3 separate regions of the Homo sapiens genome follow, and all the other regions are linked to region 3. Evidence: chromatin loops called from intact Hi-C (ENCODE). Cell type or tissue: PC-9. All regions are shown on one strand.

Evidence for each region. Hi-C counts contacts between places; a loop is a spot of excess contacts. Peaks named below come from ENCODE experiments on the same cell type or tissue, not always from the same donor. Only the 100,000 strongest peaks of a DNase experiment are listed, where the experiment ranks them.
Region 1: it touches region 3 in a loop (5-fold over the local background); 3 of 110 quality-filtered maps call a loop at or near these places.
Region 2: a loop joins it to region 3, with 6 times the contacts of the local background. A loop is called at or near these places in 8 of 110 quality-filtered maps.

What each region holds. Positions count from the first base shown.
Region 1 is chr7:6,635,169-6,640,168 of GRCh38, reverse strand. It overlaps ZNF316 (zinc finger protein 316), which reads right to left and starts at 2,851. Exons shown (of 9, transcript NM_001278559.2): 1 at 2,722-2,851; 2 at 2,160-2,323; 3 at 1,028-1,127. RefSeq lists an enhancer at 1,972-2,021 and silencers at 2,082-2,511, 2,752-3,171. In PC-9, CTCF peaks have their summits at 2,053 and 2,253 (motif pointing right); no DNase peak of the experiment used is centred here; H3K4me3 peaks cover 2,390 bases.
Region 2 is chr7:6,869,773-6,874,772 of GRCh38, reverse strand. No RefSeq gene overlaps it. Among named protein-coding and RNA genes, the nearest start is that of CCZ1B, 46 kb to the right of the region's middle. In PC-9, CTCF peaks have their summits at 2,592 and 2,791 (motif pointing right); a DNase peak (open chromatin) is centred at 3,122; H3K4me3 peaks cover 1,104 bases; H3K27ac peaks cover 1,581 bases.
Region 3 is chr7:6,513,417-6,518,416 of GRCh38, reverse strand. GRID2IP (Grid2 interacting protein) reads left to right here. Exons shown (of 22, transcript NM_001145118.2): 8 at 3,888-4,042. LOC101927325 (a long non-coding RNA gene) reads right to left here. Exons shown (of 5, transcript XR_007060200.1): 5 at 1,382-2,011. Among named protein-coding and RNA genes, the nearest start is that of KDELR2, 32 kb to the right of the region's middle. In PC-9, CTCF peaks have their summits at 1,690 and 1,897 (motif pointing left); a DNase peak (open chromatin) is centred at 1,886.

The DNA of each region.
Region 1 (5,000 bases), 120 kb before region 3:
AGCAGTTGCTTTAAAATCCACACTTTAATAGCCAGGAAGCTCTGAGCATTCACACAGGCTCACCCAAGTCAAAGGCTGGGACACACAGGCATCCAGAAGCCACCTCTGTCCCGAAGGTCACACGTGCCCCCTGACTGGCTCCAGCCCCCTTTCTAGTTTCAGAATCACTAACCCCCAAAGACTCAAGTCACAGAACTACGCCTGGGAGCGCCACCCCAACCTCCAGCCTCTCCCAGAAGCCAACCTTCTCAGTGTCCACAGCTCTTTGGCGTGTGAAGATGCCCAAAGTGTCGAAATCCACGTGCTGCGTGTTATGCTAGCCACCTCCAGGAGGACACGGCCCTGCCCAGCACTCAGGGCGCTGGGTACACGCAGCAACGGTTTCCCAACTGCCACCCACTTGAGGCCCAGAGGAGGGCTTTTCTCTTTCAAGCCTCAGGCCGCAGATTCAGGCTGGGCCTAGGTGCCATGCCAAGCTCAGTAGAGCTGTCTCCTGCCTGGCCACCACCTGAAGCAGCAACTTTAAACTCCCAGAGCCAGGCCGCCATATATGAGGACACAACAGAAGAACACTTCACAGCTTTGGAATAAAGTGGCTGCATGTTCATCTCATCTCAGGCCGTGTGTGTGTTATTCCCCATCCCCAGAACTCTCTTCCCCTTTTCCTGGGTGGTCTTCTGAGGCAGCCCCCTGGGCCCCAGTGGGTGACACAGTTCCCTGTAATTCTTCCCTCACAGCACTCACCACATCTTAAAAATACACTTATGAGACTGTCTTATCATCTCTCTCCCTGAGTACAGCCAGCTCCTGGGCGGCAGAAGCTCCCTTTGCTCATGTCTGAATACCCCTCACACCAGCACTTAAGAAGCATTCAAATACTTACTAAAAGAATGTCTAAAGTCGCCAGCCAATGTGATGGACACAGGATTTTTCAAACTCAGCATTTTGGCCCTACTGTCCTGTTCCAGAACAGACTGACCACTGCTGGGGGTAGGGGGTTGGGGGGACCCTTGGAATTGGAACTCACCCCAGAAGCAGTGGAGAGTCTCTGCCTCCAAAGACGACACTGAGTTCTTTCTCCCAAGAAGTCCACCCACGGATGACCAGAGAAGGTGGAGGACCAGCTCCTACAGAGGTCAGAAGCACAGCCAGACATCGTCCCCAACCCAAGATTCAGAACATAATGGTTTGAAAAACGGACCTCAGCAGTCCGGGCAGAGTTTAGATTCCAGCAACTCCCCCTGGGTTATCTCTGCCTCCCCCAGGCCTGCACTCTTGCCCTCTTCTTGCCAGCCTGCCAGTCCACTGTAAACACTGCTCACTTCTCCCTCGGCATCCAACTCTGGGTCAGAGGCCACAGGGGGTCTCATCAGCATCAATCCCAAACCAGAGGCCACAGGGAGCTTCACCAACGTCATCCCAAACCCTCATTTCTCAAACTCCCCACCTCAGGTGATCCACCCGCCTCGACCTCACAAAGTGCTGGGATTACAGGCGTGAGCCACCTCACCCGGCCCCAAACCCTCATTTCTACTAGGGCCCTGCACTCTAGGATACGGTGCTGCAGCCAACATTTAGAATGGGAGGTGACAAGGTATCTCCCAAGAGGAGAAGGGAGCGAGGCAAGGGCAGGAAGAAGAGGCAAAGCTTGAAAGTTGATAGAAACTCCTCACAAAAGCTCCAAAGCCAGGGAAACCCAACTCAGAGAGCGGGAGATGTGGGGGTGTGCTTGTGTCTAGCCCCCTTCATTCCCTCTGGGTGGCCCCCGCTGCCCTCAGAGCCCTTCGGGTCTTCATGCCCTCCTGAAGGACTTCCTTCCCCGACCACCACAGTCCTCACTGTCTGTCCTCGGATTCTGGATCCCCCTACTTTCCTGGGTTTGCTCCTGGTGCAGGTTATTTCCACGGGGGCCATCTCAGGTTCCCCAGGGTAGCCCCCTCACCACCCCACCCGGCCCCCAGACCTGCCCACACTTGTTGAACCAAACCAAGCACCGAGGTCTCCCCACACAAGCAGAGCTGGGGGCCTGATCCTCCTGGTACCTGCACTTCCTCTTGCCCATCGGGTCCTCGACCAAAGCCCAGCCCCTTTCCTACCTCTGCTGCCACGCGGGACAGCCCAGACCCCATCCAATCCCAGGGATGGGTGTCCCTACCTACCTGCCGGCAGCAGAAGACAGCCGAGCAGCCCACCGGGGCTCCTTCTGCAGATGAGGGAAAGCCCGGATAAGGCCCCCAAGGTCACAAAGCGGGCTCCTGGGGCGACGGGCCGAGCGCCTCCCGCCCCCCAGGGGGCGTCCGGAGCCGCCTCCTCCTGCAGAGACCTAGACGATGACAGCCCCTCCTGGATGGGTGTGTCCTGGGGGCGGCCGCGGCCCAGCCCCTGCCGCTGCGGCCGAGAAGGCGTGGGCGGGCACCCCGAGGTGTCACGCGTGGCCTCCCGGGCCTGCCCCCTCCGCCTCCTGCCCGGACCGGCCCCGGGGGTCGGCAACGCGCAGGCCCGGACGGGGGTCCGGGAGGCGGGGGCGCTGCCGCGGAAGTCCCTACCCGCGTTCCGCTCCGACTCTGCAGGCCCCGGCCCCGCCGCCTCCCCGCGGCCTCCCCGCGCCGGGCGTCGAGGGCCAGCCCGGCCCCGCCGCCGCCGCCGCCCCCGAGCGCAAGCCCGGCCCGCCCGCACCTGCCGCCCGCGCCGCCGCCCACCGGCCCCGCGAGACCCACTCACCGCGCGGGCCGGGCTGGCCGAGCCACGGGCCGGACACCGGGGCCGGGGCCTGCGGGCCGGCGGCGGACCCCGCGCTACACAAAGTGACGGCCCGGGAGCTGCGCGACGGCGGCGCGTGGGCACCGGAAGTACCGCCGGCCGGCCCCGCCCCGCCCGCGCCCGCGGGGGGAGGAACTTCCGGTCACGCGGGGGCAGCGGCGCGGAGCGGGGAAGCGCGGGTTGCGGGGGTTTGCCCAGCTGGGCCTCGGGCCGGGGCGAGGACGGGGCATGCGGGGAGGGGACGGGAGCGCCCTCGACACTCGTGGGGCGCCCACAACCTCGCCCCGCTCCTGGACACCCTGGCCAGGTCTCGGAGGTGACCCCGAGGTCCCGCCGCTGCGACCACCGCCTTCCCCGAACCCCAGCCCGGCCTCGTTCATCGGGGCGCCCGCTGAGGACCAGGCCCCGCGCTGGGCCCCCTCCGCCAGTCCACGGAGCCTGCCCGGGACCCCAGGATGGTGGAGGGAGGAGGCGACCCCTGTGGTGGGGAGGGGGCCAGGTGTCCACGCCTCCACCAGATCCCCGGGCCCGCGCGGGGTGAACGTCTTGTGGGTGGGGAGGGAGGAGGGACGGGCGGGGTGAACGTCTTATGGGTGGACTGTGGCGGTTGAGTGCAGGAGGAGACTGGGGTTGTGGAGCCCGCACTTGGAGGGACATGGGGTCACGGGCAGGGAAGCGATGTCCAGGCAGAGGGCATGGCCAGTGTGGGGGCAGAAGTGACAGGCGACCCCAGGAACCCAGGGAGGGGTCGGTGAGCTCAGCGGCCACCCCCAGACCCCCACCCACAAGCCTGTCTGCACCTGCTCCCAAGAGGTGCAGCTGGGGTGTCAGGATGAGCTCTGGCATTGGTGGAGTCCAGGGTCTGTCTTCCGCCTGGAATGGTGTGGCCTGGGCCCCTTCCCCAGCTCCCAGCCCGCCTGCACCACTGTTCTTGGTGCTTTTCTGTGGGGACCCCAGGCCTGACTGGGCAAGAGATAGAGGAGGACTCGGCCAGGCACGGTGTCTGTAATCCTAGCACTTTGGGAGGTCTTGGCGGGCGGATCACGAGGTCAGGAGTTCGAGACTAGCTTGGCTAACATGGTGGGTGAAACCCCATCTCTACTAAAAATACAAAAATTAGCCGGCCGTGGTAGCGCACCCCTGTAGTCCCAGCTGCTTGGGAGGCTGAGGCAGGAGAATCGTTTGAAGCCGGGAGGCAGAGGGTGCAGTGAGCCGAGATCACACCACTGCACGCCAGCCTGGGCGACAAGGTGAGACTCTGTCTCAAAATAATAATAAGATAGAGGAGGACTCAAACCTTAGTCCCACAGAGGGGTGCAGCCCCAACCCCTTGAATCAGACCCTCACAGTGATGTCGCTTGGCTCTTGGTGTCTTAAAATGTCTTAAAGTTAATAACATTTTAAAATAAGGAGTCCCATTCTTGTTTAAAAAATAAAATTGAAAAATCAGGTTCTAATGCGGGGTCTCACACCTATAAATTAAGCACTCTGGGGGGCCGAGGCGGGTCACACCTGTAATCCCAGCACTTTGGGAAAACAAGGTGGGAGGATTGCTTGAGCCCAGGAGGTTGAGGCTGCAGTGAGCTATGATAGCACCACTCCACTCCAGCCTGGGCAACAGATTGAAACCCTGTCTCTAATAATAAATAAAATCTGAAAAATCAGAAGTTCTGGCAACACAAGGCCCCTGGTTTGCAGGGCACCAGCCAGTAGGGCCTGAGAAGTAACCAGCTTCTGTGGGTGGGACTGAGCGTGGCCATGGTCCTCAGTGCCCACCACTCCCTGTCCCTTTCCTCCAGGCCCACATCTGAATGACACTGCCTGACTCTCCTGTGGGTATCTTTTAGAACCCCTAATCCCTAGATTAGACCCTTCCCCACCCTACCTGATCCGTCAGGTTCAGTAGGAAGGTGCAATTGCCCCCAGGCACTCCCAGGAAGGGCTCTGACTGTAGGACAATTAACAATTGACCAAAAGCAGTGTCACCAGGTGATGTGGTTTGGCTGTGTCCCCACTGAAATCTCGTCTTGAATTGTAGTTCTCATGATCCCCACATGTTGTGGAAGGGACCCGGTGGGAGGTAATTAAATCATGGGGGCAGTTCGCCTCATGCTGTTCTCATGTTAGTGAGTTCTCATGAGATCTGATGGTTTTGTAAGGGGCTTTTCCCCTTTGCTCCACACTTCTCCTTCCTGCCATCATGTGAAGAAGGAAGTGTTTGCTTCCCCTTCCACCATGAT
Region 2 (5,000 bases), 360 kb before region 3:
GTCTCTGAGGTCATTCAGGGAAAAGAAGAAAGTCCGGCACAATTCTACGAGAGACTGTGTGAGGCCTATCGTATGTATACTCCCTTTGATCCCGATAGCCCTGAAAATCACTGCGTGATTCACATGGCTTTAGTCCGTCAAAGCGCAGAAGACATGAGAAGAAAACTGCAGAAGCAGGCTGGGCTTGCAGGGATGAATCCACCACAATTACTAGAAATAGCTAGCCAGGTGTTTGTAAACAGGAATGCAGTAAGCCCTAAGGAAAACGGCAAAGAGAATGGAGGTCAGGCCCGGTGACACGCCGACCTGTTTGTCAGCTGCAGCAATCAGAGGGGCCCCCTCAAAGAGGCAAGGGAAGGGGGGCCCTGGGAAAGAAACTCAGCTTGGCTGTCAGAGTTTGCAGCGTAACCAGTGTGCTTATTGTAAAGAAATAGGACAGTGGAAGAACAAATGCCCTGAGCTCAAAAGAAAACAAGGTGACTCAGAGCAGGAGGCCCCGGACAAGGAGGAAGGGGCCCTGCTCAACCTGGCAGAAGGGTTCTTGGACTGAGGGAGACCGGGCTTAAGCGGCCCCAAAGAGCCTCTGGTCAAAATGACAGTTGGGGGTGGATACATTGACTTTTTTATAGATAGCGGTGCTGAACATTTGCTAGTAACCGCCCCGGTCGCCCCCTTATCCAAAAAGACTATTGACGTCATCGGACCCACTAGGGTTTCAGCAAAGCAAGCTTTCTGCTTGTCTCGGGCTTGTACTGTAGGAGGACATAGAGTCATTCATCAGTTTTGGTACATGCCTGACTGTCCCTTGACCTTTTTGGGAAGGAACTTGCTCAGCAAGCTGAGAGCCACTATCTCTTTGACAGAGCACAGCTCTTTGCTGCTAAAGGGAGTCATTATGACCCTTATGGTCCCCCCAGAGGAGGAATGGAGACTTTTCTTAACTGAGCCGGGCCAAGAGAGAAGACCAGCTCTGGCTAAAAGGTGGCCAAGAGCACGGGCAGAAGACAACCCTCCGGGATTGGCCAGTTAAGACTGGGGCCCAGCCGGTGAGGCAAAAACAGGACCCAGTCCCCAGAGAAGCCCTTCAAGGTATCCAGGTCCGTCTCAAGCACCTAAGAACTTTTGGAATTATTGTTCCTTGTCAGTCTCCATGGAACACTCCCTTCCTGCCTGTTCCCAAGCCACCGACCAAGGACTACCGGCAGGTACAGGATTTGTGCTTGCTTCATCAAGCTACACTGACTTTCCATCCAACAGTACCTAACCCGTCCACATTGTTGGGGTTGCTGCCAGCTGAGGACAGCTGGTTCACTTTCTTGGACCTGAAAGACGCTTTCTTTCCTATCAGATTAGCCCCTGAGAGCCAGAAGCTGTTTGCCTTTCAGTGGGAAGATCCGGAGTCAGGTGTCACTACTCAGTACACTTGGACCGGGCTTCCCCAAGGGTTCAAGAACTCCCCCACCATCTTCGGGGAGGCGTGGGCTCGAGACCTCCAGAAGTTTCCCAGCAGAGACCTAGGCTGCGTGTTGCTCCAGTAGGTTGATGATCTTCTGCTGGGACACCCCACGGCAGTCGGGTGTGCCAAGGGAACTGATGCCCTACACCGGCACCTGGAGGACTGTGGGTAGAAGGTGTCCAAGAAGAAAGCTCAGATCTGCCGACAGCAGGTACGTTCCTTGGGATTGACTATCTTACAGGGGTCGGAACGCAGCCTGGGATCAGAATGAAAGCAGGTTATTTGCAAGCTAGGGGAACCTAAGAGCAGAAGGCAGGTGAGAGGATTCTTAGGAGCTGTGGGGTTTTGTAGACGGTGGATCCCAAACTTTGCAGTATTAGCCAAGCCTTTGTATGAGGTCACCAAGGGGGTGGGGACCGGGAACCTTTGGAATGAGGATCCCAACAACAGCAAGGCTTTCATGAGTTAAAGGAAAAACTTATGTCAGCCCCAGCCCTGGGGCTACCCGATCTGACAAAGCCTTTTCCATTGTATGCATCAGAGAGAGAAAAGATGGCAGCTGGACTTTGAACCCAAACTGTGGGGCCCAGGCCAAGGCTGGGGGCCTACCTCTCTCAACAACTAGACGGGGATTCTAAAGGATGGCCCCCCTGTTGGAGGGCCTTGGCAGCAACTGCCCTGCGAGTACAAGAAGCAAATAAGCTGACTCTTGGGCAAAACCTGAACAGAAAGGCCTCCCGTGCTGTGGTGACTTTAATGAATACTAAAGGACATCATTGGCTAACGAATGCCACACTCACCAAGTACCAGACTTTGCTCTGTGAAAATCCCCATATAACCATTGAAGTTTGTAACACCCTACACCCCGCCACGTTGCTCCCGGTATCAGAGCCCTGTCGAGCCTGATTATGTAGAAATGTTGGACTCAGTTGCCTCTAGCAGACCTGACCTCTGGGACCAGCCTTGGGCATCAGTAGACTGGGAACTATACGTGGATGGGAGCAGCTTCTTCAACCCCCAAGGAGAGAGAGGTGCAGGGTATGCAGTGATAACCCTGGACACTGTTGTTGAAGCCAGATCTTTGCCCCAGGCCACTTCAGCCCAGAAAGCTGAACTCATTGCTTTAATTCGGGCCTTAGAACTCAGTGAGGGTGAGACTGTCAACATTTACACTGATTCTCCGTATGCCTTTTGAACCCTTCAAGTGCATGGAGCGTGATAGAAAGAAAAGGGCCTATTGAACTCTGGGGGAAAAGACAGAAAATATCAACAAGAAATCTTGCAATGATTAGAAGCAGTGTGGAAACCCCACAAGGTGGCAGTTATGCATTGCAGAGGACACCAGCGAGCTTCCACCTTGCTGGGTTTGGGGAATTCCTGCGCTGACTCAGAGGCTCAAAAAGCAGCATCTGCCCCCTTCCAGGCATCAGTACTCCCTCAAGCACCTGATCTTGGACCTACTTATTCTAAAGAAGAAAAGGACTTTGTCCAGGTAGAGGGAAGGACAAGTGATGGAGGAAGGATGAATTCGGTTACCAGATGGGAGAGTAGCTGTGCCACAGCTGCGAGGAGCTGCAGTTGTACTGGCTGTGCAAGAAACCAGCCATCGAGGTCAGGAGTCACTGGAAAAGTTGTTAGGCTGGTATTTCTCCATCTCGCCTTTGTCAGCCCTTGCCAAAACGGTGAGGCAGTGGTGTGTTACCTGCCAACAGCATGACGCGAGGCAACGTCCAGCCGTTCCGCCCGGCATACGAGCTTATGGAGCAGCCCCCTTTGAAGGTCTCCAGCTGGACTTCACAGAGATGCCAAAGTGTGGAGGTAACAAGTATTCACTAGTTCTTGGGCGCACCTACTCTGGGTGGGTGTAGGCTTATCCAACACTAACTGAGAAAGCTCGTGAAGTAACCCCTGTGCTTCTTCGAGATCTGATTCCTAGATTTCGGCCGCCCTTACGGATTGGCTCAGACAAGGGGCCTGCGTATTTGGCTGCCTTCGTACAGAAGACAGCAAAGGTATTGGGGATCACACGAAAACTGCATGCCGCCTCCCGGCCTCAGCATTCCGGAAAGGTGGAGCGGATGAATTGGACTATCAAAAATAGTACTATTGTCTTCCCCGCTGTATATTTAAAACAACACCGCAAGGGGCGTCAAACCACCTGCTAAATTTGAGGGAATGTTATCCTCTCCCCCCCTCCCCCGGCCCCGGATATTAGAGACAATAACAAAGCGGTGATGTATGCCCACTGCTTTATTGGGAGTAATATCATCCTCTCCCTTCCTGGATATTAGGAACAATATCACACTGTGCGTGTACGCCTGTCGCGAAATTCAATGGAATGTCATCCTGCGCCTCCCTGGATATGACGAACAATATCACAGGGGATGTACCACTTCTGAGATTTTGGGAGTGACATCATCCTCTTCCCTCTGGAAGTTAGGGACAATATCACAAGGGTAGTGTACACCCTCTGGGATGTTGGGACTAATATCATCCTCCCGCCCACTGGATATTAAAAACCATATCACAAGAGGCATGTACACACACTTCGATATTGGTATGAATACCATCCTCTCCCTCTTTGGATATTCTGTGCCATATATCAGGTGGGGCATACACCACCTGCAATATTGGAAGTAATATGAGTTTCTCCACCCCTGGATATCAGAAACAATATCACAGGGGGTTGTGAACAACCCCTGCGATATTTGGAGTAATATCATCGTCTCCCCTCACGATTATTAAGAACAATATCGTAGGGGTGGGGGATGTACACCCCCTTTCATATTTGATATCATCCTCTTTCCCCCTGGGTATTAGGAGCAATATCAGGAAGGGATGCACAGACCCTGTGACCCTTGCTGTCATAGAATTGTCTCTCCCTTAGATATTAGGAAAAAATGTCACTGGGGATGTGAACAGCCCTGCGATATTGAGAGTAGTATCATCCTCTCCCCCGTTGCATATTGGAAACAACATCACCAGTGGGGTGTACTGCCTCTGTGATATTGGGAGTGAAATTTTCCTCTTTTCCCCTGGACATTAGGAAGGGTATCAGAGGCGGATGGTGTACATTCCCTGCGATATTCAACATAACCTTATTCTCTCCCTCCCTGGGTATTCAGAACAATATTACAGGAGGGGTGTTTACCCTCTGCGATATTGAGAGTCGTATCATCCTCTTTCGCTCTGGATATTAGGAACAATATCACACGGTTGTGTACCCCCCCTGTGATATTGGGAGTCGTATAATCCTCTCCCCACCTGGATACTGGCAAAGATACCACAGCGCGGGTATACATTTGCTACCCTTTTGGGAGTAATATCATTCTTTTCCTTTTGGGATATTAGGAAGAATATCACAGGGGTGCTGTACAATTACTTTGACATTGGGAGTAATATCATCCTCTATTTTCCTGGACATTGCACACAAAAACACAAAAGGGTGTACAACCCCTGCGATATTGGGAGTAATATCATCCTCTCTCCCTGTGGATATTAGGAAGAGGATCACAGGGCTGTGGAAACCCCCGGCGGTACTGGG
Region 3 (5,000 bases):
TTATTTTTATTTGATTTTCTTCTATTACTAATTATTTTAAGCATCTTTTAATATGCTTGTGAACTTTTTCTGGGATTTTTCTCTATAAATTACTGTTCATACCCTTTGTCCATTTTTGTTTTCTTGGACTTTTTGTCCTTGTTGACTGGCATGAAGTTTCTTGTATATTTTATTTTATTTATTTTCTGAGACAGGGTCTCACTCTGTCACCCAAGCTGGAGTGCAGTGGTGCAAACACAGCTCACTGCAGCCTCGAACTCCCAGGCTGAAGTGATCCTTGTGCCTCTGCCCCCCAGGTAGTTGGGACTACAGGCACTCGCCTACCATGCCCAGCTAATTTTTTTTTTTTTTTTAGTAGAGACAGGGTTTTGCCATGTTGCTGGTCTTGAACTCCTGGGCTCAAAAGATTTGCCCATTTTAGCCTTCCAAAGTGCTGGGATTACAGGTGTGAGCCACTGCTCCCAGCCCCTTGTATATTTTATTTTATTTATTTATTTATTTATTTATTTATTTTGAAGCAGAGTTTTGCTCTGTCGCCCAGGCTGGAGTTCAGTGGCATGATCTTGGCTCACTTCAACCTCTGCCTTCCCGGTTCAAGTGTGTCTCCTGCCTCAGCCTCCTGAGTAGCTGGGATTACAGGCGCCCACCACCATGCCTGGCTAATTTTTGTACTTTTAGTAGAGATGGGGTTTCACCATGTTGGCCAGGCTGGTCTCGAACTCCTGACTCAGGTGATCCCCCTGCCTCAGCCTGCCAAAGTGCTGGGATGACTTGTGAGCCACGACGGCTGGACACCTTTGTATATTTTAGATGCTGATTTCTCCTTGATTTTGAACATTGTAAATTTCTCTCCCATTTGTTACTTCTGTTATTAGGTCTGTTGTGTCTAATATGAATGTGTCTAAGTTGGGCTTCCTTGAATAGATAACCTTGATTTTGCATAATCAAACTCACCACATTTTTGGTCTTATAGTTTTGTGTAGGGTCCAGCCCTACAGGGCCTGTGGGTTTTTCTCTTCGTGTGCGGAGATGAGAGATCGTAGAAATAAAGACACAAGACGGCTGGGCGCGGTGGCTCATGCCTGTAATCCCAGCACCTTGGGAGGCTGAGATGGGCAGATCACGAGGTCAGGAGATCGAGACCATCCTGGCTAACATGGTGAAACCCCGTCTCTACTAAAAATACAAAAAAAAAATAGCCGGGCGTGGTGGCAGGCGCCTGTAGTCCCAGCTACTCGGGAGGCTGAGGCAGGAGAATGGTGTGAACCTGGGAGGCGGAGCTTGCAGTGAGACGAGATTGTGCCACTGCACTCCAGCCTGGGTGACAGAGCCAGACTGTCTCAAAAAAAAAAAAAAGAAAGAAAGACACAAGACAAAGAGATAGAAGAAAAGACAGCTGGGCCCGGGGGACCACTACCACCAAGACGCGGAGACCAGTAGTGGCCCCGAATGCCTGGCCGTGCTGTTATTTATTGTGTACAAGGCAAAGGGGCAGGGTATGGAGTGAGAGTCATCTCCAATGATAGGTAAGGTCATGTGAGTCACGTGTCCGCCAGACAGGGGGCCCTTCCCTATTTGGTAGCTGAGGCGGAGAGAAAGAGGGGACAGCTTACGTAATTATTTCTTCTATGCATTTTAAAGACTTTAGTACTTTCACTAATTCTGCTGCTGCTATCTAGAAGGTGGAGCCGAGTGCACAGGGCAGAACATGAATGCGGACCAGGAGCGTGACCACTGAAGCACAGCATCACAGGGACAGCGTTAGGCCTCTGGGTGGCTGCGGGCGGGCAAGCAGTGGTGGAGCAGAGTCTTCTTTAACTCCACCAGGAAAGGGAGACTCCCTTTCCCGGTCTGCTAAGCAACGGGTGCCTTCCCAGGCACTGGCGTTACCAGTAGACCAGGGAGCCCTCTAGTGGCCCTGTCCAGGCATAACGGAGGGCTCACACTCTTGTCTTTTGGTCACTTCTCACCGTGTCCCTTCAGCTCCTATCTCTGTATGGCCTGGTTTCTCCTAGGTTATAATTGTAGGACAAAGATTATTATAATATTGGAATAAACAGTAATGCTACAAACTAATTATTAATAATATTCATATACATATCTATAATCTATTTCTAGTATAACTATTCTTATTCTATGTATTTTCTTTATTATATTGGAACAGCTTGTGCCCTCGGTCTCTTGCCTTGGCATCTGGGTGGCTTGCCGCCCACAGTTTTGGCTTTTGAAATTTTAAGCTCTTCCCTGCTTCTAGGTCAAAAGATATTCTCCTACTTTATTTTTATTTATTTATTTATTTATTTTTTATTATTATTATTTTGAGACGGGGTCTTGCTCTGTCACCCAGGCTGGAGTGCAATGGCGCGATCTCAGCTCACTGCAACCTCCACCTCCCGGGTTCAAGCGATTCTGCTGCCTCAGCCTCCCGAGTAGCTGGGATTACAGGCACACACCACCACGCCTGGCTGATTTTTGTATTTTTAGTAGAGAGGGGGTTTCACCACGTTGGCCAGACTGGTCTCGAACTCCTGAGCTCGTGATCCACCCACCTCAGCCTCCCAAAGTGCTAGGATTACAGGCGTGAGCCACCACCCCCAGCCTATTTTTATTTTTGTTTATTTATTTATTTTTTTGAGACAGAGTCTCGCTCTGTGGCCCAGGATGGAGTGTAGTGGCGCAATCTTGGCTCGGTGCAACCTCCGCCTCCCCGAGCTCAGGCGAGGCGATTCTCCTGCCTCAGCCTCCTGAGTAGCTGGGATTACAGGTGCACACCAACATGCCTACCACATTTTTGTATTTTTTTGTAGAAACAGGGTTTACCATGTTGGCTAAGCTGATCTTGAGCTCCCGACCTCAGATGATTCGCCTGCCTCAGCCTCCCAAAGTGCTGGGATTATAGGCATGAGCCACCATGCCTGGCCTGCTCTATATGTTTTTTGGTTTTTTGGGTTTTTTTGAGACAGAGTCTTGCTCTGTCACCCAGGCTGGAGTGCAGTGGCGCAATCTCAGCTCACTACAACCTCCGCCTCCCAGTCTAAGCGATTCTCCTACTTCAGCCTCCTGAGTAGCTGGGACTGAGGGTACATGCCACCACGCCCAGCTAATTTTTGTATTTTTAGTAGAGAGGGGGTTTCACTATGTTGGCCAGACTGGTCTTGAACTCCCGATCTGAGGTGATCCAACCGCCTCGGCCTCCCACAGTGCTGGGATTACAGGCGTGAGCCGCCACGCCAGGCCTGCTCTGTGTGTTTTAATCTTCACAACAGCTCTATGAGGTAGATGCTATTTTTATCCCCATTTTACAAATGAGGAAACTGAGGCACAGAGAGGGTAAGTCACTTGAGAAAGGTCACTTAGCTGGTAAGTGGCAGAGCTGAGATTGGAGTCTGGCTACCCTATCCCTGGAGCCTGCCTTCCTGCCCACTTCTCTCTCTCTCTCTTTTTCTTTTCTTTTTTTTTTTTTTTGAGTTGGAGTCTCACTCTGTCTCCCAGGCTGGAGTGCAGTGACACGATCTCAGCTCACTGCAACCTCCACTTCCCAGGCTCAAGCAATTCTCCTGCCTCAGCCTCCCGAGTAGCTGGGATTACAGGTGTGCACCACCACACCTGACTAATTTTTATACTTTCAGTAGAGACGGCCTTTCACCATGTTGGCTGGGCTGGTCTCGAACTCCTGACCTCAAATGATCCACCTGCCTCGGCCTCTCAAAGTGCTGGGATTACAGGCGTGAGCCACTGTGCCCGGCCCCCACTTCTGTCTTTGAAGGGTAGGGATAGGGCATGAGGGCAGACGCTGTGGCTTGGAAGTGCCGTCTTGTCTACCCCCACTCTGTGCATCATGGTAAGCCCGTGAGTATTGAGCCTCACATTCCTGCACCTTCCCCCAGGAACATCGACACCCTCATCGTTGACGTCTACCCTGTGCTGGACACCCCTGCCAAGCAGGTCCTGTGGCAGTTCATCTACCAGCTGCTGACCTATGAGGAGCAGGAGCTCTGTCAGGAGAAAATCGCATGCTTCCTGGGCTACACGGCCATGACAGGTAAGCGTCCTCTCCCCTGCCACTTCCCTGCCTGCAGCTGCTGACTGTCCAGCTCACCAGGTGAACAGACAGACACCTGTTCTCACATGTGAAGGTGTTTGTTTGCTTGTTTGTTTGTTTTGAAATGGAGTCTCACTCTTGTGCCCCAGGCTGGAGTGCAATGGCACGATCTTGGCTCACTGCAACCTCCGCCTCCCAAGTTCAAGCGATTCTCCTGCGTCAGCCTCCCGAGTAGCTGGGACTAAAGGCGCATGTCACTACGCCCAGCTATTCTTTTGTGTTTTTAGTAGAGAAGAGGTTTCACCATGTTAACCATGATGGTCTCTATCTCCTGACCTCATGATCCACCCACCTCGGCCTCCCAAAGCACTGGGATTACAGGTGTGAGCCACCACGCCCAGCCTTTTTTTTTTTTTTTTTTTTTTTTGAGACGGAGTCTTGCTCTGTCGCCCAGGCTGGAGTGTCGTGGTGCCATCATGGCTCACCGCAGCCTCAACCTCCTGGGCTCAAGTGATCCTCCCACTCCGGCCTCCCAAAGCACAGGGATTACAGGTGTGAGCCACTGCATCTGGCCTCACCTATGAGGTCTTACAGCCGATTTGGGCCCCTCCCACATAGAAGTGTCCACAGCCATGCACGTACACACCCAATACACCAGGGCTAGGCCCACACGTGGCCCCACGGACGCGCCTTCCCAGCGTGACCTTTATGCAGCATATACAACATAACCTGAGACTTTAGACACTGCACCTAACCACCTGCAGTCTCAGTTTTTGCACCCACAAAATGGAAGTGGTCTCAGTGGCTGCGCTCTGTACTCTGAGAAGTGGAACTTGTGAGAAGGAACTCGTGTAAGGCTGGACGTGGTGGCTCACACCTATAATCCCAGCATTTTAGGAGACTGAGGTGGAAGCATCACTTGAGCTCAGGAGCTCAAGATTAGCCTGGGCAACATAGC